Linked DNA regions of Homo sapiens: regions 1, 3, 4, 5, 6 and 7 are each linked to region 2. The links are chromatin contacts, found by Hi-C or POLR2A ChIA-PET in ENCODE. All regions are on one chromosome and are shown on one strand. The core of a region is the stretch at or near the end of the contact, and the rest is flanking DNA. Distances in the headings are between cores, read along the strand shown.

Evidence for each region. A loop is a pair of places that touch in the nucleus more often than their neighbours do. ChIA-PET counts read pairs that join two places held with the same protein, here RNA polymerase II (POLR2A). Pooled maps may share reads with other maps.
Region 1: a loop to region 2 is called in a map of CD8-positive, alpha-beta T cell, with 7 times the contacts of the local background. The contact joins the promoter of GDF11 here to the promoter of NACA in region 2. A Hi-C loop is called at or near these places in 1 of 168 maps with a recorded cell type or tissue (CD8-positive, alpha-beta T cell) and 5 of 50 pooled maps. POLR2A ChIA-PET finds 5 or more read pairs at or near these places in 3 of 52 experiments (activated B cell, activated CD4-positive, alpha-beta T cell and endothelial cell of umbilical vein).
Region 3: a pooled map shows a loop between it and region 2 (6-fold over the local background). The contact joins the promoter of GLI1 here to the promoter of NACA in region 2. A Hi-C loop is called at or near these places in 6 of 50 pooled maps. POLR2A ChIA-PET finds 5 or more read pairs at or near these places in 2 of 52 experiments (B cell and WTC11).
Region 4: a loop to region 2 is called in a map of CD4-positive, alpha-beta T cell, with 3 times the contacts of the local background. The contact joins the promoter of SARNP here to the promoter of NACA in region 2. A Hi-C loop is called at or near these places in 2 of 168 maps with a recorded cell type or tissue (CD4-positive, alpha-beta T cell and naive thymus-derived CD4-positive, alpha-beta T cell) and 9 of 50 pooled maps.
Region 5: a loop to region 2 is called in a map of CD8-positive, alpha-beta T cell, with 3 times the contacts of the local background. The contact joins the promoter of RPS26 here to the promoter of NACA in region 2. A Hi-C loop is called at or near these places in 1 of 168 maps with a recorded cell type or tissue (CD8-positive, alpha-beta T cell), 1 of 37 single-sample maps with no recorded cell type and 10 of 50 pooled maps. POLR2A ChIA-PET finds 5 or more read pairs at or near these places in 1 of 52 experiments (activated CD8-positive, alpha-beta memory T cell).
Region 6: a pooled map shows a loop between it and region 2 (7-fold over the local background). The contact joins the promoter of MYL6B here to the promoter of NACA in region 2. A Hi-C loop is called at or near these places in 8 of 50 pooled maps. POLR2A ChIA-PET finds 5 or more read pairs at or near these places in 2 of 52 experiments (WTC11 and activated B cell).
Region 7: a loop to region 2 is called in a pooled map, with 10 times the contacts of the local background. The contact joins the promoter of R3HDM2-DT here to the promoter of NACA in region 2. A Hi-C loop is called at or near these places in 9 of 50 pooled maps. POLR2A ChIA-PET finds 5 or more read pairs at or near these places in 2 of 52 experiments (AG04450 and naive thymus-derived CD8-positive, alpha-beta T cell).

The regions. Positions count from the first base shown.
Region 1 is chr12:55,741,604-55,744,393 of GRCh38, forward strand. GDF11 (growth differentiation factor 11) reads left to right here and starts at 1,519. Exons shown (of 3, transcript NM_005811.5): 1 at 1,519-2,158. The coding sequence starts at 1,714. RefSeq lists a silencer at 2,495-2,554.
Region 2 is chr12:56,723,806-56,726,696 of GRCh38, forward strand. NACA (nascent polypeptide associated complex subunit alpha) reads right to left here and starts at 1,494. Exons shown (of 9, transcript NM_001365896.1): 1 at 1,458-1,494; 2 at 647-718. The coding sequence starts at 716. RefSeq lists enhancers at 121-240, 1,300-1,349, 1,440-1,569.
Region 3 is chr12:57,458,359-57,461,095 of GRCh38, forward strand. GLI1 (GLI family zinc finger 1) reads left to right here and starts at 1,427. Exons shown (of 12, transcript NM_005269.3): 1 at 1,427-1,843. LOC124902947 (a long non-coding RNA gene) reads right to left here. Exons shown (of 2, transcript XR_007063335.1): 2 at 1-1,203. RefSeq lists enhancers at 1,016-1,095, 1,106-1,155.
Region 4 is chr12:55,816,370-55,819,264 of GRCh38, forward strand. It overlaps SARNP (SAP domain containing ribonucleoprotein), which reads right to left and starts at 1,355. Exons shown (of 11, transcript NM_033082.4): 1 at 1,297-1,355. The coding sequence starts at 1,332. ORMDL2 (ORMDL sphingolipid biosynthesis regulator 2) reads left to right here and starts at 1,672. Exons shown (of 4, transcript NM_014182.5): 1 at 1,672-1,743; 2 at 2,630-2,804. The coding sequence starts at 2,631.
Region 5 is chr12:56,040,668-56,043,618 of GRCh38, forward strand. RPS26 (ribosomal protein S26) reads left to right here and starts at 1,251. Exons shown (of 4, transcript NM_001029.5): 1 at 1,251-1,502; 2 at 1,758-1,935; 3 at 2,696-2,826. The coding sequence starts at 1,500. RefSeq lists enhancers at 972-1,761, 1,210-1,539, 1,680-1,939 and a silencer at 1,000-1,059.
Region 6 is chr12:56,151,191-56,154,169 of GRCh38, forward strand. It overlaps MYL6B (myosin light chain 6B), which reads left to right and starts at 1,397. Exons shown (of 8, transcript NM_002475.5): 1 at 1,397-1,441; 2 at 2,683-2,902. The coding sequence starts at 2,729. It overlaps LOC124902942, which reads left to right and starts at 637. Exons shown (of 3, transcript XM_047429954.1): 1 at 637-857; 2 at 1,216-1,441; 3 at 2,619-2,707. The coding sequence starts at 804. The coding sequence ends at 2,653. The region is part of intron 2 of MYL6B-AS1 (MYL6B antisense RNA 1); the gene reads right to left. It overlaps LOC124902943 (a long non-coding RNA gene), which reads right to left and starts at 2,683. Exons shown (of 2, transcript XR_007063328.1): 1 at 1,939-2,683. RefSeq lists an enhancer at 471-550.
Region 7 is chr12:57,429,780-57,432,562 of GRCh38, forward strand. It overlaps R3HDM2-DT (R3HDM2 divergent transcript), which reads left to right and starts at 1,337. Exons shown (of 2, transcript NR_185976.1): 1 at 1,337-1,651. R3HDM2 (R3H domain containing 2) reads right to left here and starts at 1,264. Exons shown (of 24, transcript NM_001394031.1): 1 at 941-1,264. RefSeq lists an enhancer at 406-515 and a silencer at 696-1,165.

The DNA of each region.
Region 1 (2,790 bases), core at 269-2,768, 980 kb before region 2:
TTCACCGTGTTAGCCAGGATGGTCTCGATCTCCTGACCTCGTGATCCGCCCACCTCGGCCTCCCAAAGTGCTGGGATTACAGGCGTGAGCCACCGCGCCTGGCCTGGCACAAACATTTTCCATTTGACTATTGCTCCAGGGCTTTCAGATCCAGAAATAAGCCTGGAAAACCTGAAGTCAGAAGTTAAGCACATTCAAAACATTTTTTCACCTTAGTACTGTTTTACTCTGCTCTCTGACTGCCCAGGATCACACCTGAAGACTAGGGCTGGTCCCACATCTGTATTTCATCTCGTGCATCTGAGCGCAGACTTCTTTCCCATGCTCACCCTTGCAACCTCCAGCCCCTTCTCAGACTTCTAAGACCCTGCAGATCCAAAGATATAGCTAGAAATCCAGAGATCTAGATTTCTCCCCAAGTATAACAGCCTCCAGCCATCTCCTCTCACCCTTCCCCCAGTGGCCTCTAGCTCCTGCCTTTTCCAGCCGGCTGACTACATTAGCCCTGTTAAGCCCCAGTTTCAAGCTCACAGTCTTCCCAGCTCTATGTCTTCCCTCTGTTTCAGTTCTTCCCATCACCTCTCCACCTTCTTAGGTTGTCCCTGACCTCTTCCTCTCCTAGTCCCCTTAATCCCTCTGATGAGCCTAGCCTGGTGCTTCCTTCCATGGCTTCCTTGAGCATCTTCTTTGGGCTACCTCTGGTGGCTAGAGCTCCTCTGGTCTCAAGTTCTCCACCTCTGTCCCCTGGGCTCTCTGTGCTCCCACCAAGGCTGACTCTTGTGGCTCCTTCTCTCAGGAGTTTCTGCCTTTCCTCTCCCCCACCCCCAATCCCCTGCACCTGCCTCCTCAGGGGCTCCCTTGTTGTCTCCCTGTCTGTGCCCCTCTCTCTCCTCCCCCATCCTGATTTCTCTCCCCCCCACCCCCCCCCCCACCCCTTTCCCAGGGCACTCTTCTGTCCTCTGTTCCTCTGCCGCTGTTCCCATCTCCATGACCCCCGATCTCTTCTGGTCTGGCTCTGTAGACCTCTGTCTCCCCCTATCTAGTGGTACCCCTCTTCTCCCCATTTTTGTCTCCACTCTAACTCTCCCACTAGTTGTCCCAGTCTTCCTCCTTCTTGGTTCTGTGTCTCCCACAGACACACAATTTCCCTCTCTAGCTAAGTCTCTCACCTCTGCGTCTTCCCCCTGACTCTTCTTTTCCTCCTTTGTCTCTCCCTCTCTCCTCCTCCTTTTCCTATCTCTGTCTCTTCCCCCTTATCTCTCTGATTCTCCTTGGTCTCTCTGGCTCTGACTTTCCCTCTATATCCGCCCCCCCGCCCCCTCATATCTCTGTCTCTTCATCTCTCTCTGGCCCTTGCTCCCTCATTCCCTCCCTCTCTCTATTCCTCGGCTCTCTCCGGCTCCCTCTCTCGCCTCGGATGACAGCGCTGCCTCTTTTGTTGGCTCCGCAGCCAATCGCGGCCGCTGACGACACGGGGGCCGGGGCTATAAAGGGCCTGGCCCGGGCTCGGGCCCCCCCAGCCGCCCGCCCCGGCCGCCCGCCCGCCCCGCCCGCGCGCCCGCCGCCCCCGGCCCCCCGGGTCCCCCCTCGGCCGGGCAGCCCCCAATCCCGCGCCGCCCGGACCCCCTCCTCCTCCCTCCCTCCTCCCTCCGCCCCCTCCCCGCGGGACTCCGGCGTCCCCGCCCCCCAGTCCTCCCTCCCCTCCCCTCCAGCATGGTGCTCGCGGCCCCGCTGCTGCTGGGCTTCCTGCTCCTCGCCCTGGAGCTGCGGCCCCGGGGGGAGGCGGCCGAGGGCCCCGCGGCGGCGGCGGCGGCGGCGGCGGCGGCGGCAGCGGCGGGGGTCGGGGGGGAGCGCTCCAGCCGGCCAGCCCCGTCCGTGGCGCCCGAGCCGGACGGCTGCCCCGTGTGCGTTTGGCGGCAGCACAGCCGCGAGCTGCGCCTAGAGAGCATCAAGTCGCAGATCTTGAGCAAACTGCGGCTCAAGGAGGCGCCCAACATCAGCCGCGAGGTGGTGAAGCAGCTGCTGCCCAAGGCGCCGCCGCTGCAGCAGATCCTGGACCTACACGACTTCCAGGGCGACGCGCTGCAGCCCGAGGACTTCCTGGAGGAGGACGAGTACCACGCCACCACCGAGACCGTCATTAGCATGGCCCAGGAGAGTAAGTGGGCTGCGGGGCGCGAGCAGTGGGGTGCTGGCTCTGGCCCCGCGAAGGGCGCCTTCTGCTCCAAGCGGGGCGCTCCCTGCTGCCCCGGCCCGGAAGCTTTTTCTGCGAAAACTTGACGAATTAGGGAGCGGGGGCTACTTCATAGAAGTTTTCCGAGCGGTGGAGATGGGCTGCAAAGTTGTATGCACGCCTAGTTCCCGGAGGTTGGGGCGGGGGAAATGGGGCGGGTTTCGAGATAGTGCCTTCCACCCCCAGTATGCTAAAAAGATCCTTGTTGGAGTCCGGGGAAGCTGGGGCTGGGCAGTGACTCTGTCCTGAAAAGCCGTGGTGGGGAGGCTGGAGAACAGAATCGGGAGGCTGCAGGACCCCCGCAGCCCCAGCTGGACTGCAGTGCTCTCTGCTTCCCAGTGGCCCTGGCGGTAACTCCCCACTCCGTGCTCCGTTCGCAACGTGCCCAACGGGTTGCAGAGAACTGTGTGCTTTCTCCCAAGAATAGGGTCCCAGAGCCCTGTACACCTCCTGGCAGCCCAGCTGGCACCCTTTCCATCCTGACCCCTGTCTCAGACCGGGTATCCCAAGGGGTCGGAAAAGCTGTGCCTTCTTGATACTGACCGAGCTCGGAGAGC
Region 2 (2,891 bases), core at 244-2,743:
TTTAACCAGAATTTAAAATTAGCCTTCACAGTCGTTAATTTCGACGCTGAGGATAAAAGGATTTATTTCAATCCTGGGTTTCACACAATGATGCAGGAACTATTCCAGCACACTAGAAGTATCTCAGCACCACCAACCCATAAACAAGTTATCCGACCTAGGACGACTCTGGGGCCCAGTAGGACACATTTACCACCAGCACACATCTCATCCAGACATGTGATAAAGGCACAATGCCAAGCTCTGCTAACTAAAACCTTGATGCAACTTGCTGGCTGGAGTTTCACAAATGCTCCGGGCTCCTTGGCCTGTGTCATCTAGTTCCAATAGGTAAGAATCACTGAGCCCATTCCCTGCTGAGTTTTCCTATGTGAGGTGGGGGTTCCACAGGAGAGCTTCTTTTGAGGCGACAGGCATAACATAGAAAGCAAGCTAGGGTACTTTTAACGTCCACGAATCTTAAAAATATTATTTTTACTCCAAATCCCTAAAGAAGTATCTCCAGGATAGTAATTTTACGGTCTATCCTCCTTGGTAAAGCTGCAACCCCATCCTCCTAAAAAGTGTATTTCCCCTTGGTCATTTTGCCCACCAAATGGCTTTAGGGTTAATTTTAATTAATGGCAAGGAGGGTAGGGAAACCTACCTGTCTCAGCCTGGGGCTGCGGCAACTCCTGCTCTGTAGCAGGGACGGTTTCTGTGGCTTCGCCGGGCATTTCTGAAGGAAGGGAATAAAAAGGAGGCCTAAATTGATTGGGATACATTCACTTGCCCAACCCGGAGATAAGTATTCTTAAAAACTCCGAGGAGGGCTGTTAGAAAAAAATCGTGAGGGTGTTTGGTGACAACCTTCCCCAAAGCACCTGGGAATAAGAGGTAAATATGATGTGACCCTCACGCCTCTATCAAGGCCAGCAATTCCCACTGCATTCTCAACCCGAGGGAGAGGATCCCGGGCTGGCTCTCGATCATGGGAGACTTCAGACGCTACTGTGAACCCCCTCCACTCCTAATACTCACACTGGCTGGGCTGGGGCCTCCTGGACTACGTTTGCCGACTTTGGGGTACCAGGAGGGGAAAGACGGTGTTTTAAGTCCAACACTTGCTTGTCACAGGGAGAACGGTGTTACAGGTTCTAAGGCTGTGACCCCTTACCCTTTTCTGGATCCTGTGAAGCAGTTCCCAAAACAAGACGCACTCCTCTTCCGCCCTCAACACTGCAACTGCTCCCATCTCTGCAGGCTCGGATTCTGGGCCCGCCCCGCAGCCCTTCTACCCTGCTTTTGCCAGGACACCAACCGCAGACCCCATTTTGTCCGGAGGCCCAGGGGCGAGTAGGAACCCTGTGGCCCAGTAAAGCCTCCAACTCTCCTTAACTCTCAGTCCCCGGGGCGGCTTAGCCCGAAAGAAAGGCGGATGGCTGCGGATAGACAGTAGCGGCACAGAAAGTACTTACTGTGCAGGGAACGCGGAACCAAGATGGCGGCAGAAAGACCGAGCGAGAGCGTGACCCACGCCTGTTGCAGAAGGAAGCCTGGAGCGGAGGGGGTGGGACTAGGATCCGATTCCGGGTCAAGAGCTGCCGGCAGCCACTTCCTTTGACGAGTGACTGTCAGGCCGTTCCCACGGCGGGGGTGGTGACAAGGACTAAAGGGTAAGAATTTAGAACGGGACGCGCAGGCCTAGCAGGAGCTCTCTGCGCGGACCCACGCAGTCCTCAGAACTAAGCAGACTCCGCCCTCCGGTCCGCGAAGTGGCGACTGCGGTATTAAGTCGACCTCGCGATTTCTCAAATAGTGCAGGAAGAAGACATTAAATAGCGAATGCTAGAGACTGCATTCACAACATTGGAGGGTGGAAGTGACTTAGGCTAACCAGTTATTTTTGGAACACACGATGTGAAAACATTTAAAAGCTGCTGGACCCTCTCCCCCCCCATCAACAACAACAAAAAAACCCATTTTAAAACTTGAGAGATGTGATGGGTCACATATAACTTCAGTTCAGATTATAAATTTAATTCGATTTTTCTTGTTCTGTTCAATGACTAGAGAGACTCAAACGATGTCACCAGATGACAGCAACTCATGCGTGTTAAACTCTTCGTAAAACAATGTTAGCTGTACCCCCGCCCCCCCCCCAAAAAAAACACTTCTTGTAACCAAATTCTGTAATTATGTTCCAACCTTGTATGGATAACGTAATCCAGCTAAAAACTCCTCTGTCTCCCTAAATAAATGAAATCGTAACTTCTCTACTTCTGAAGGCTGACTCCATTCTTTGGAGGTTTTCTGGTTGGTCCATCCTCACACTGCCCTTGAATAAACTCTTTAAATAGATTCCGGCCCTTTTGATTGTTTTAGGTTCACGACAATTTAGCCGATGTTGAAATTATAAAGCTGCAGATTCTCCTTCCCAGAAAAAAAGAACATAGGCACATATACAATTCCTTTGCTTGCTATTTTGGGCACTTCTTGGATTTTTTTTTTTTTTTTTTTGAGTCGCTCTGTCGGCCAGGCTAGAGTGCAGTGGCACGATCTCGGCTCACTGCAATCTCCGCCTCCAGGGCTCAAGCAGTTGTCCCGCCTCAGCCTCCCGAGTAGCTGGGATTACAGGTGTGTGCCACCACCCCCGGCTAATTTTTTATTTTTAGTAGAGACGGGTTTCACCATGTTGGCCAGGCTGGTCTTGAACTCCTGACCTCAGGTAATCCGCCTGCCTCGGCCTCCCAAACTACTGGGATTACAGGCGTGAGCCACCATGCCCAGCCTGTTTGTTTTGTTTTTGGGACAGTCTCACTTTTATTGCCCAGGCTGGGGTGCAAAGGCACGATCTCGGCTCACTGCAACCTCCCCTTCCCGGGTCAAGCGATTCTCCTGCCTCAGCCTCC
Region 3 (2,737 bases), core at 177-2,676, 730 kb after region 2:
GCCTCCCAAAGTGCTGGGATTACAGGTCTGAGCCACTGTGCCTAACCTAATGACTTTTAAGAGTATAGAGGAAACCAAAAAGTTTGAGACTCACTGGTCTATAGAACTGGGTGGGGAGAAGAAAGTAAGGTGTTCTAAGAGAGCTCTTCTTGCTGGGCACCGGTGGTCCCAGCTACTTAGGAGGCTAAGGCCGGAAGACCGCTTAAACCCAGGAGTTCGAGGCTATGATCACACTTGTGAATAGCCTCTGCACTCCAGCCTGGGCAAATAGTGAGGCCCCGTCCCAAATAAAAATAAATAAATACATAAATACATAAATAGCTCCTCTGGAAGAAGGGGCTCGAGGCTGGGACAGGAGCATGTGTGGGGTGCCTTTTTTTCAGTGCCCATTAGTCTGGTCTGACTGAGCTGGGTCTCTGACCCTCTGGGGATAACTAGCCTGGGTCAAAGTCCCAGATCTCCCCCTACCTTCACCTTTTCTTTTCCCCCTTGACCCTCAGACTGAACAGTTAACCCACTGACCTTCCACACCCAAGGGGGTGGTTCTTGGAAGCAGAGCTAGGATGTGGGAGGTCTGCCTGTGGGGTTGAAAAAAAGGGGAGAGGGTGCCCTTTTTCCTTGTCATGCTTCCTCCTCTTTCTCATAAAAATCAGAGACTGAAATGCTGCCCCTCCCTTATATCCGGTCACGATGGCAATGCAAATCTAAAGAGGCAGGGCACTTCCCTGTCAGGCAGTACCGCTGGGCATAGCAACCTCTGCCTCTCCGTTTCTCAGAGCTCACATATCCACCTCCTGGGCTTTTAAGTGGGCTTTAGTGAGGGGCTCCTCCTTCAACTGGGCTCCTCCTTCAGTTCCCCAGCTCTTCTGCTTCGACTCCGAGCGGGTGTCATGTGTGAGAACGGCCAGCAGAGGGAGCAGAAAGCCTGGAAGAGCAGCTAGAGCCTGCAGTGACGTGGTGCGGAGGGGCGGCACCCTCCAGAACTTCGAGACGTAGAGCCGGGGTTCTAGGGAAAGGGGCTTCAGTCCCAGGGCTCCTTGGTGACCTCGTGAACCACACCCTGCACCCAGAGCCTCAGCCGCTGCTCCTTGCTTTTATGCTCCATAGACTCCTCACCTTCTTCCAGAGCCCCCAACCCAACTTGATTTGCCCCAAACCGCAACTCTGTCCCGGCCGCTGCAAGTTCCATCCAAAGGGTGAGGCCTGCAGATAAACCACAGGATGGCAGAATGCTCAGTTAGCACCAACCAAAGGCGACTACCCTACCTCCACTATTATCGTTCTCGGTTGAACTTCTCCCCCTGCCCCGCAATATTTTCCTCAATCTGGTTGTCGGGGCCTCTTTGGGGCCAGCCGATCCAGAAATCCAAGCCGGGATTTAGTACTCACCAACAGCAGCGTGTTCAGCCGGGGCGGGGGGGGGGGCGTAAGCAGTATAGGGTCCCTCAAGGGAGGGGGAGGATCCTGGGGGTCCTGGGGGTGCAATAAGCCCGGCACCCCTTCTCTTGCTTCCAGCTACCCCGCCTCATCCTCCAGAACGGCAAGAGGGAGGGAAATAGAAGGGAGGTGAGGGGCGAGCGGGAAGAGCGGCGGCGCGCCAGCGGCTGGAGAGAGAAAAAGTTTTTGCAAAAGGGAAAAAAAAAGTTTGCGCTTCTCGCGGGTGGTCCGGGCTTGCGGCCCGGCGGGCTGGGCCGGCGGGAGGGCTGGGGGCCAGGTTGGGGGGGTGGGGGTGGCATCGAGGCTGCGCTGCCGTGGCCCTCTCCGCCCCCCCTCCCCACCGCACACCCCCCAGCCCAGACTCCAGCCCTGGACCGCGCATCCCGAGCCCAGCGCCCAGACAGAGGTGAGAAGGGGGGGCAGGCGGGGGACCACCTGGGAGCAGTGGGGGAGGGGGCCTGAGGGGATGCTCAGCTTCTTAGGGACTCATCCCAGACCCGGGACATAGAGGCAAAATAGGGGTGGGAGAGCCTGGGGTGAGACATTAGAAACTCCAGATTTTTCACTTGTGTCTTTCTCTGTATCTTCTTTTTCTTCCCTTTTTTTCTTCTGTCAGTCTGTGTATCTCTGTCTCAGGGAACCGTGGGTCTTTGTCTCCGCCTCTCCCATATATTAGAAATATCTTACTTTCATGCGGTTAAGTTTAAGAGGCTGGAGGGATGGCTAGCTGGAGGTCTGCGTTGTAGAGAGGTAACCCCAGGTGTGTGTCTGCGCGTGGGGTAGGAAGATGTCAGTGTTTCTGAAAGGTGGGGACTGCAAAGGAGGGAGCTCCAGGTGGGGTGGGGACGGGTGTGTGGGAGGCAACAGAGCCACTAGGGGCCAGCCAGGCTTGAACCTTTGACCTGTCTTGTGACAGATGTGCCAGTGGATGCTTGTGCTTTAGGGGAAAGGAGTGTCTTCTGGACTTGGAAGGGGGCTGGGGCGGGGGGGGGCTGTCCAAGGTCTAGTGAAGGCCCTAGAATGACCCCATGCAATTTGGACTCCTGAGTCCCAAGGGCTGTGGGCAAGGAGCTCAGGAGGAGCCGGGGAGACCTTGTCTTGACCCTCTGACCTCAGGACCACCGGGGCAGCGGGAGCCAGCCGCAGGGAGACCCCTACCGGGGCTGGGCGGGACCACTGGCCACTGCCAGCCTGTGTATCCCCGTTGGCACCCCGCCCAAACGGGAGCTGGGGATCGAGGCCCCTCCTCTGGCTCAGACCACCCTGCCTGCCCTTGCTCCCCGCTCTGAATCCTCTTTCA
Region 4 (2,895 bases), core at 105-2,604, 910 kb before region 2:
CTCATCACAATAAAGATCAAGAGACCGCTGATATAGTCTATGCATTTCAGTATCATCAAGTTAACAATAACTCCAGAATAACACAAAAACCCACTAACAGAGTTTAGAATCCAAGAGTAAGAAAAACATCAGTTTCACAGAAAGACTAATTGGGGTCAACTAATAAGTGACTAAAGAAGGGTCCTCTCCCTACCCTTACTACCCTTAAGCTTTCTTAACAGCAACAAAAACAAAAAAAAACTTTTCGAGCTTTAAAGGATCACTTTTCAGTTTCAGCTATATCAGCCTGGTTTGTCCAAAACATCTAATGGGAAAACTACTTGTGAAACCACAAACAGACAATTACTCAAGATATCTTAATTTACCCTAAAAGAAAATACTTTTTAAAATGTTCTTCTTTTTAATATATTTTTTTAACTTTTTTATATATCTAAGTGTGAAAAAACTACCAAGAGTCTCATAAGACAATTTAAAATAGCTTCTGTGATTCAGTGTCAGCCAATGGTAACACCAGGAGATGCAGGGCCCACCCGAGATATGAAATGGAACAGAGATAATCTTAACCTTGGAATTGTTTTTCCCAAATATTGCAGGTGTGAGTTCTCTCTGGTGGTTGGAGATGGTGTGTGAGGAAGGCTGGCGGGCCGAGAGCCGCGTGACAGAACTCGAAAACTTTTAAATCTGAGGTGTCTGTACTTCTACTATTCTCAAGACCTCCTCAACCCCAGGCTTCTAAGGCGAGACCGATCTTCTGAGAGGCCTCTCCCTGTTTCAAAATTCGGCTTGGGGCGTAATCCCACCTAGAAAAGGGGAGTGGAAGTATTTTCTGAGTGTCTGGTACCTATTTAGACAGAAATACACAAAAATGCCACCATTTGCTAACAGGGAAATCTCAGCTTCGGACGACAGACTGGAAACATCATCCCAGGGAAGAAAAACGGATCCTGGCTCCGACATGGGGCAAAAAGGAGGGACCAACTGACGTAATGCAGCCCTGAAAAGCAACGAAGAGTATAACAGGTAGAAGGCACTTACACAACCCAGTGGGGAAGGGTGACGGACGATACAATGATGAAGGAAGCAGAAATAACAAATAAATATAGCAGTAAAGCCGTGAGGAGAAATGGGAAATTAGGGAAGGCGTAGTGTGGAAGGGTGGCACAAAAGAGCTACGGCGGGAGCCGAGAAACGAAGTGGAAAAGGCTGCACGGAGAAGACGTAGGAGAAGGCGCAAGCTACCCTGTAGAATTCAGTTCCTAGAAAAGTCCAACTCAGCCCTTCCCCGATTCACGGTACCTTTAGCTTATGGAGCTCCACCGTCTCGGTCGCCATCTTGTTACCCCTCACTCCACTAGGCCCCCACCCGCGGCCTCCGCCTCCAGGAGCTCCCGCCTTAGGCGTAGAGATGCAAGGCTGACCAATCGTTGTCACTCTTGCTCCCACGCCATACCATCAGCTCTTCCCATTGGTCAATAGCTGACGTCGCTCTCACTTCTCTAGGCAGCTTGCCCCACCTCTTTCAAAAGGTGGAACTGGGAGAGGGGCGGGCACTGTATCTTGCGAACGACAGAAATGGCAACCAACTGTGCTTCTGCATTACAGACCACCAACCAATGGGTGGTGGCAGCGCTGATTCTGTTCCTCCAATAGGAAAGGGGCAGAAGGAGAGGCGTTACTTCCTGGAGACTTCAGGTGTGGTAGCCGGCGCCGCGCCCATAGCCGGACGGGGATCTGAGCTGGCAGGTAGGAGCTGCAAAGACTGTAAGGGTTGCTGAGGAAAAATGGTGGGAGGCGAAAGGGGCGCCGAGGGAGTGGTGACCTAAATACTGAGAGGGGAGCGCTGAAGGGAGCCCTGAAAAAACCGATGAACATGAGGAGGAAGCTGGGAGGGGCATGGGGCGGGCTTAAGGAACTGGCGGTGGGGCTGGGGCGGGCAAGAGCCGCTTCCTAACCAGACATCATCAGCTTTAGAGCTACCACAATTTTAAAGATCCGAGTTCAGATAATCACTGCTGCCCCTGGAGTCAGAGCCAAGGCTCCACCTTTCGAGGTATTGAGCTCAGGTCCCTTCCTAACCCAGTCCAGAAGCCGTGGGCAAGTTGTTGTCGTGCCCCACGCTTGAGAGAAGTAATGGGGATGCAGACTGTTTACATGCCACGGAGGTGAGAGAGAGGGTGGACAAGCCCCAGAGAACAAAGTGGGGACCAGAGTGAGCTTTACTCTGTCATCCCTTCTTAGTGGTTCTTTGATGATTCCATGACTTTCGCCTGGAATTCTGGGTGTACGTGACCTCTTCATGGTTATTAACTTCTTCAGCAAAGTCAGATACTCCTATTTCCCTTGCTCCCTGAAGTGAGTGCCCCAAGCCTACACATACACCTTCATGTTACAGTTGACGTGTAAAGATCAGAGCAATAATGACTATGTCTCTGAAATGTAGTGAGGACTCTTCTTGTCTTTTAAAGTTTTCCCCAAGTCTTCAGTTTTTATTTTCTGCGTGATGGGTAAGTTCTTCATTCCCAATAGAGTTCAGGGGATTGGGGCTATCTGAGAGACAACTGGGAGATAGCTCAAGAGGGGTTGAGAAAAAACTGAGCTGGACTCCTGCCTGATCCCCCATTACGGCTAGGATGAATGTGGGGGTGGCACACAGCGAAGTAAACCCCAACACCCGAGTGATGAATAGCCGAGGCATCTGGCTGGCCTACATCATCTTGGTAGGATTGCTGCATATGGTTCTACTCAGCATCCCCTTCTTCAGCATTCCTGTTGTCTGGACCCTGACCAACGTCATCCATAACCTGGTGAGCACTAAACCACGCCCTTGTACCCACCCCAGGGTTTCCCAACCAAAAGCAAAATAAAATCACCAATTGTTTGGGGATTTATGTGTTC
Region 5 (2,951 bases), core at 1-2,500, 680 kb before region 2:
TATTTTTAGTAGAGGTGGGGTGTCACTATGTTGACTAGGCTGGTCTTGAACTCCTGACCTCAGGTGATCCGCCTGCCTTGGCCTCCCAAAGTGTTGGGATTACAGGCGTGAGCCACTGCACCCAGCCTAAGGCTTAAGTCTTTCCGATGGCTCTTCAGAGGTAAATGGAGCTTACACATAATCTTTCAATTAGGGGTCAGATTCACTAATGAGTGGTGAAATAATTTTCGTGGTTTTTGATCAGCATTTATTAAAATAGAGAACAGAAAGATTAAGTAAAAATAAAGAATAGAACATACCAGCACACCTATGACAAGGGTAAGTATCGTTTCATAAAGCTTGTGTTTCAGTTTTGCATGTGCATGTAATCGTGTTTGTGTGTGTACTGGGTACCAATGTAAAATGTATTCGTGCTATGAATCTGGGTGAAAAACGTTTAAGTCATTAGTCCAGGCTATTCCTCCATCCATTTGTTAGGTGACATACAGCATAGTACAGCGGAGCCAGAATACCTACTGCACGTCAGTTCTTCAATCTTTTTTTTTAATTGATTTATTTATTTTTGAGACAGAGTTTCGATCTTTTTACCCAGGCTAGAGTGCAGTGGCGCGATCTCGGCTCACTGGAAACTCCGCCTCCCAGGTTCAAGATTCTCCTGTCTTAGCCTCCTGAGTACCTGGGATTACAGGCGCCCACCACCAGGCCGGGCTAAATTCTTCAATCTTTAAAGTGAGGATAATAATAGTAGCTACCTATAGGCTTGCTCAAAGTTAAATGAGTTAATATTTATAAAGACGCTTACCACAGGGCCAGGCACTGTGCCAGAGATAAAAAGATGAATGAGAAATAGCCCCAGCCTCAATGCACTTCATTGTGGGATTTTCTCCATATTGGAAGGAGGGATTCACAAAATGCTTGTTTCCTCTCAGGCCTTCCTCTTCGTAATCCTACACCTACCTAGTAGAAGGACTGTCAGAGAAATGAGCCCAGGGCGTCCCCCGGTGGCGCAGCGCCGCCTTCGGTCTAAGCACTTGGGGCAGGGGGGAAGGGGGGGAGGGGGGAGCCTCTTGGCTTCGCACTACAATTCCCACCAAGCATCTGTCCCTCTCTGGCCTCTAATAACGAGTGCGCCTTGTGGTCCAGCGTCTGGCAACTTTCACGCCTAGCGTCGCGTATACCGGAAAACTGCATCGTCCAGAATTGCTTCCGAGTCGGCGCGGCGCAAGGCTTGCTGGGAGACACATAACCTCGATTTTCTTCCGCCATCCGGCTAAATAGTCCCATGTGCACTTTGTTCCATGGATAAATAAACACTAGGAACGCATTTCCACCCTAGATTTCAGCAGAAATGCTGAATGTAAAGGAATATTTGAGTAAAGTGAGTTGCCGTTCTTGAAGCCCGTCTCCTAAGGATTCTCCCGGTGTCCGCGTAGGGATCTCATGCTATATAGGAGGGCCCTGCCAGGCACCGTCTCCTCTCTCCGGTCCGTGCCTCCAAGATGGTGAGTCTTCTTGCGTGGTGAGGGTGGGGGTTCGGGTGCAGACTCTGGGATTGTGGGGAAGTGAGAGCCTGGAGCACGGCTGAGGGGTGGACCGAGTGTACATTTCATTTGCTCTGGGGGTCGGCGGGATTTGCGGAGAAACAGGAGATCCGAGCGGCGCCTTCCTGGAGGCTGCCGGTGCGGCTTGTGGCCGGAAAGGGACTGAGGCTGGGTGAGTTGCGCCGTTTTCCTAACAGTTTTCCCATCCTGTCGCAGACAAAGAAAAGAAGGAACAATGGTCGTGCCAAAAAGGGCCGCGGCCACGTGCAGCCTATTCGCTGCACTAACTGTGCCCGATGCGTGCCCAAGGACAAGGCCATTAAGAAATTCGTCATTCGAAACATAGTGGAGGCCGCAGCAGTCAGGGACATTTCTGAAGCGAGCGTCTTCGATGGTAAGTGGGTCACCGGCGCGAACTGTGTGAGGATCCCAGTATCTTAAAGCCTTCGCCCAACTTCGCCCTTTTGGAGGCTCTGTTCTTTGGAGCCTCTCAGGCAATTTCCACGTATTTAAGGTTGTTACTGGTAGAAGAGAATTCTCTTGTTTGCCGTTTTGATTCTTTTCTGGGCAGAGGGTGACTTTGTGATAGAGTGCACAGCCTTTACTCTGAGGTAAAGGTTTGCCTGTTTCGGTTATGAGATTGCAAAAACTAGAAACTTGGTAAATTTGACAATTCTTGTGCTATTGATTATTTGAATATTTGTGAAAATATACAGGTGAGGAAGAATGTCTTCAACGTTTCGAGAATGGAGGCCGTCTAGTTTGGTGTGCAAGGATGATGTTTGGAGCAATAAGAACGTCGCTTTGTTTTTTTCCTTTTATAGAAAGAGCAAGGTTCAGGGTAGGCATTAGGGCGGGTGTAGGTGTAGAAGGAACTGGATTATTGGTTTATTGCATTTAGAATGTCAGTCTGGTCCTTGCGGTGTCAAGATGAACTCACGTGGGATGTTAATTCACTTGTAAAACTGAGGGTTATACATATGTGCTCAGGTATTGGGCTGAACAGGTGCTTTGGGGGTGCTTTTATGTGCCCGACAGGCATTTAAATAGGTTTAGTTTTAATTGACGTAAACATGTAAGGTGCTCTTCATTCATGTAACAAAAAAGCAAGGTAGGTATATAATACCAGTATAACTCTATTTTCTATTCCTTAGCCTATGTGCTTCCCAAGCTGTATGTGAAGCTACATTACTGTGTGAGTTGTGCAATTCACAGCAAAGTAGTCAGGAATCGATCTCGTGAAGCCCGCAAGGACCGAACACCCCCACCCCGATTTAGACCTGCGGTGAGTATTTTAAAAGGAGAATGGAAGCCAGGGGAGTGATGGTTAAAATTTCATCCTGGAGGGTCAGGGTGTCCTATACCTGTAACCTCAACACTTTGGGAGGCTGGGACAAGAAGATTGCTAGA
Region 6 (2,979 bases), core at 147-2,646, 570 kb before region 2:
ATTACAGGCGCCCGCCACCAGGCCCAGCTATTTTTTTTTTTTTTTTTTTTTTTTTTTTTTTTTGTATTTTTAGTAGTGACAGGGTTTCACCATGTTGGCCAGGCTGGTCTCGAACTCCTGACCTCAGGTGACCCACCTGCCTCGCCTCCCAAAGTGCTGGGAGGTGTGAGCCACCAAGCCCGGCCCTATTTTACCAATAATAACACTTCGAATCCTCCGAAGAGCCCTATGAGGTAGGTACCATTATCATTATTTTACAGATGAGGAACTGAGGCCCAGGAGAGATAACTAAACCTGCTGAGGGTCACTAACTAGGACCTGGTAGAACCAGGATTTAAATCTGAGTAGGCTGTCTGAACCCCATCCACTTGAGCACCCTCTGAGATAATTTAGCCCCTTCACCGGTACGAGATCTATGGCGGCCTCCAGAAATGGTTGCTAACTTACTATTATCGTTATTTCTGTCGTACAATTCATTTCTACCTTTCCAATAAACTTTCCCCAACCAGTGAACCTCACTTACTGCCCATAAAGTTCACCTGTGCCTCACCACCCTGCCATCGCCCGAGTTTTCTGCTCTGATCTAATCCTCACACGCCTGTGCAGCACCAGCTTCCAACACCAGGTGCACCGCCAGGGTATTTACTGATCCAGTGAGTGAAGGTGGGCCCGGCCGGGCTGGTTCCCATCCTCTGATCAACGCCTAGGGGAACCAGTGAACTCCAATGCTGACCATAAGAGTTTCAGAAAGTAGGGCTGGAAAGCCCAGCCCTCCGCTCAGAGACCTGTGAAGATCGAGGAGGATGGCGCATATGCTGCCGCAGGATGGAAACCTCGATCAGAGAAGGCTGGGGCAGGTGACTGGGCTTAATTGCAAATTTTAACATTTACTTCAGCAACCAGCTCATTAAAAACAAACTACTCTGAGGCCTCTTTTTTTTCTACCAAACCGCGAGAGGAAGCAAAAGAGAGTGCAGCGGTTCTCCCCGGGGCCGTTAAGTGCTTCCAGCTATCTGACCTCCACGCTGCCTGCTGCAGCCTCAATCTTTCCCCAGGTTCTGAGTTCTTTCAGCAGTAGGTCCAGGAAAACAGCCGCCCCGCCCCCTCCACCTCCCGAGACTAGGAGCCCGCCAGGGTTAAGTAGGAGGGATACCCTAGGGGCCCCGCAGGGTTTTTAGGGTTGGGGTGGATTGGAAATTGTTCATTGCCTTTCAGTTCCGGGACATAAAGCGCGCTGGAAGGACACTGAGTCACCAACCACCGCCATGGGCCGGAAGCCACCGCCCTCGCGTCAACTGCAATCTAGAGCGCGGCGCATCCCGTGAGCCCGCGGGGAACTACGACTCCCGGCATGCTCCGCGGCCACCGGAATTAACCCTTCAGGGCTGGGGGCCGCGCTATGCCCCGCCCCCTCCCCAGCCCCAGACACGGACCCCGCAGGGTGAGTTTTTGGGGGCTGAGGAGGGCCATTTTCTTTAAGATTTAGTGGGGGTGCGTGAGTGTGTGTGTGTGTGTGTGTGTCGTGTGTGTGTGATGTATTTTGTAAAAATGGGACAATTTGCAGTCATGAGATTCAGACGCTGTTTTGCGAATGGGAGACCCAGCATCAACCCCGGGGCCTAAGTGGAATCACTGCTATCTTCCTCAGAATGCTACCTAAATCCTTTCCTAATTTACCCCAGAACAAAAGTAGCCTGCAATCCCTCCCCACTCCCAAACGCCCCCCAACTTGGACTCTCTCCCAGCGCCCCTGGCAAGGTTTGTGACCTGGCCCCTGAGTCAGGATTTTTATTATACCCCTGGTTGTGGGGTGAATACTCATGGAGCCATAGGAGCGCCCACATCCTCTTGGATTAGGGAATTTAAGCCGTCTCCCAGAGCCTGCCCTTCTCCTCAGGTGCCACCAAAGGGTCCCCACAGGTTCAGCAAGCACCCTACCTTTTGTTTGTCTTGAATGACCGTGGGCTTGTGGAAGGTTTCTTCCATGGAAGAATGGGTAGCAGATGTTAAACCTGATCTTTGCCCCCACTCCTGCCCCTAAAACAACACTGGGCACAGGAGACAATGAGGGATGTCATACTCCTGTTTTTATGACTATTCTTCCTTTATACTGTGAATAGTTCCAGTTCTTGGCTGGGTGGGGGCTCAGGAACTACAAGTATTAGGGATCATTAGACTCTAAGGTTAACTACCCCTGCTCTTTACAAAGCCATGGTCAGAAGGGAGTGGAGGGGCTGGGCAGATGGGCTTCTTGTTTTTGTCATTGCTCCCAGACCACACTTTAACTTGTTCCAGTTCACACAAGCCTCCCTGGCTGCTACCCCTCACCCCACCCTTCAAGAAGACTAAAGCTGCTGGATCACCTGCTTTGCCTCACCACCCCCATCTCAGTGCCACTGGCAAGCATCCTATCCTCACCCTGGAGGTTAACTACCTCATTCTGGGCAGTCTCTGGCTTCCTCCCCTACCCCTAAAGGAAACATTGTTCTTTTCTGGTCAGCCTTTGGGGATAAGGGGACAGAGGGAAGAAGACCTTGGGGCAGGAGTCCTGAACCATAGGAGGCCAGGGGAGTGAGGGCAGGCGGTTATATCTCTCCTCTACCTCATCTTTGCCACAGCCAACTGGCTCCCTGCCCCTGCCCCCGCCCCTTGACATCCCAGACTCCCTGGCTATTTAAACAGAGATGGGTGCCCCCATCCGCACACTGTCCTTTGGCCACCGGACATCATGCCTCCCAAGAAGGATGTTCCCGTGAAGAAACCAGCAGGGCCCTCCATCTCCAAACCTGCTGCTAAGCCAGCAGCAGCAGGGGCTCCTCCAGCCAAGACCAAAGCTGAGCCAGCTGTCCCCCAGGCCCCTCAGAAAACCCAGGAGCCTCCAGTCGATCTCTCCAAAGTGGTGGTGAGTCTCTGGAAAGTGAAGATAGAATTGGAGGGGGTGGTTTGAGGGTGGGATACAGCCTAGGGGATTAGGGGGTA
Region 7 (2,783 bases), core at 87-2,586, 710 kb after region 2:
AATATTGGTGGAACAACAACAAAAAAAAGCATTAGGAAGAAGAGCCACAAATAATTCAACTGCAAATCTATCTAAAAATACAAGAAAATGCTAGGAATTTGTGATATTCCTGAAGTGAAACCTGTCACTTTCCTCCTTCCTTGAGTCTCCACGTGGCTTACGCATATCAGACAGGACTCAGGCTTCTCAATCTTAGTTATCTATTTGAACAACATTATGTACAAGGATATTCATCCAACTGGGATCTGAATTCAAACTTTTCCACTTTTCTTTCTTCCGTTTTAACGCAGTTCTGGGATTGTTATTCGGTCATTTCTCATCATTATCCAATGACAATTCACTCTAAGTCAGTATTCCTGGTAGTTCCGAGACTTAATGGCCACAAATGTTGAAAAATGTTAGCTCTACGGGAAAACGAATCGAAGCGTTTTCAGGGGCTCGAGTAGTTATGAGCTTAGTGTAGGCCCAAGTTTTAAGCTATAGAAACATCTCCCTGTATGTGCCAACTCAAATCCCCGTCCCTGTAAGAAACCTGGACACCAGCATGATTTTAAACACTTCTACACCTCTCCGTCCTATTTTTCCATGCTCCACGCTCGAAGGAAAACCGCCACCCAAGAAACACACGGAGCTAGCCACCCCGAAGCACTGGAAGGGCGCAATAGTTTTTAGGTCACCCCGCAAAGGCCACAGGTGGCGCCACCCCCCTGCCCCCGCACCGCCGCCCTCCGCCCCGCGCCCCCAGCTTCTCTCCAGCAGCGCACACTTGGAGCAGTCCTTCCCGCGGCCATCCGACCCTGACCCATCGTCCCCGGGACCGGCTGCCGGGCGCGAGGAACCCAGGCCGCGGGGCCTCCTCGCGCCCGCCCGTGCGGCCGCCACGCCCCCTCCCCACAGGCCGTCCGGGCCGCCCGCCCCCTCGGCCGGGAGGTGGCCTCACCTCGCACGGGCCTTGGCGGGGAGGGCGCCCACGTCTCCGCCCGCCGCCCGGGCCCACGGCCGCTCGGCTGCGGCTCGGCCCCGACGGCCGGCGGCGGCGCGCTTCTGGGGGCGGGCTTTTCTCGGCCGGGGCTTCCCCGGGGCCGAGGGCTGGGAAGCAGGGGGGACTGGGACGGGGGAGGGGAAAGGGGCTTGGGAAGGAGGGGGGAGAGGGGAAGAAAAGGGGGGAACCAAACCCGGAAAGGGAGAAAAGGGGGGAGGGGAAAATCAGAAGGGGAAGAAAAGCCCAGAGTCCGCCCCCCGCTGCGGCTGCGCGCTACGTCACTACGTCCGGCGTTGTCGTCACCTCGTCCTGCGTTCCGGCCGTCCCTGCTTCCTGGCTTCCCGCGTGCCCCTCAGCAGCCCTGCGGGGCCTACCGCCTGCCGCACGCACTCCCGCCGGCGCGCGCGCACTCGCACTCGCTCGCTCGCCCTCTCCTCCTTCCGCGTTACCTGTGTCAGGACACCAATCCGGAGTCACTGGGAGCCTCGGTCCTCCTTAAACCCTTCAAGTCTGTCAGATAGAATACCCTGGATTTCAATATAATACTAATAGTGATCATTCTAAAGTAATTTCCATTTACAGAGCACTTTCACTTAGGGCAGTAACTCCTGTACCAAAAGAACGTACACTCGGTATTTGTTGCATACGTGGATAACTATAGTTGAGCAGGTAAATGTCCATTTTACGTAAAGATGAAAAAAACCGACCTAGGAGGAACTCAGTCTGTCCTATTAAGATCACATTCTTACCATCATCCCCTCTCTAAGATACAGTTCTCAAAAATCGTCTTAAATGTCCAGCCTCCCCCGTTTTGTCCATTCTAGGCAGAATCAATTTAGTTATTGATTATGTGTGTGTGGATAATTTACTGACCAAACTCCCTCAAAGAAGCAATGTAGTCTTTTGTAGAATTCGACCATTAAATATTTACCTTGTGACAGAAACTGCGGTAGGCAAAAAAAGTCAAATAATTATAGTACAATTTAAGTGCTATAATAGAAAGGTTTAAATGTGCTATGGAAACACAAGGAACAGCAATTCGTTCTTAGCGGTAAAAGAGATTGAGTAAGTTACAGAGAAACTACAGGTGAAACTCCAGCTAATCTTGAGACTATAAATAGTTCACTAGAGAGGTAAGAATGGAGATTCCAGCAAAGTCATAGAGGCATGAAGTTCATCTTTCCTTCAAGGATGAGCAAGTTCCAGGTTGGTTGGCGTTTTTTGTTTGTTTGTTTGTTTGTTTTATTTATTTTGAGATGGGGTCTCGCTTTGTCACCCAGGCAACTAGATTGCAGTGGTGCAATGTCGGTTCACTACAACCTTCACCTCTCAGGTTCAAGTGATTCTCCTGCCTCAGCGTCCGGAGTAGCTGGGACTACAGGCACGCACCATCACACCCGGCTATTTTTTGTATTTTTAGTAGAGACGGGGTTTTGCCATGTTGGCCAGGCTAATCTCGAACTCCTGGCCTCAGGTGATCCACCCGCCTCGGCCTTCCAAAGTTCTGGGATTACAGGTGTGAGCCACCTTGCCCAGCCCTCTCTCCTGGTCATCACTGCCTCCTGCCCCCAAATTCTCTCAACCCTCTAGAGAACAACAACGGGGGAAGAAAAATACAACTGAACTGAACTGATCTAACCTGCCACTTTTCACCACGATTTAAACTTTTTGTCTTGGCCGGGCGCAGTGGCTCACACCTAGCACTTTGGGAGGCCAAGGCAGGTGGATCATTTGAGCTCAGGAGTTCCAGACCAGGCAGTGATGACCAGTAGGAAATAATAGCTAATATTTGTATTATGTG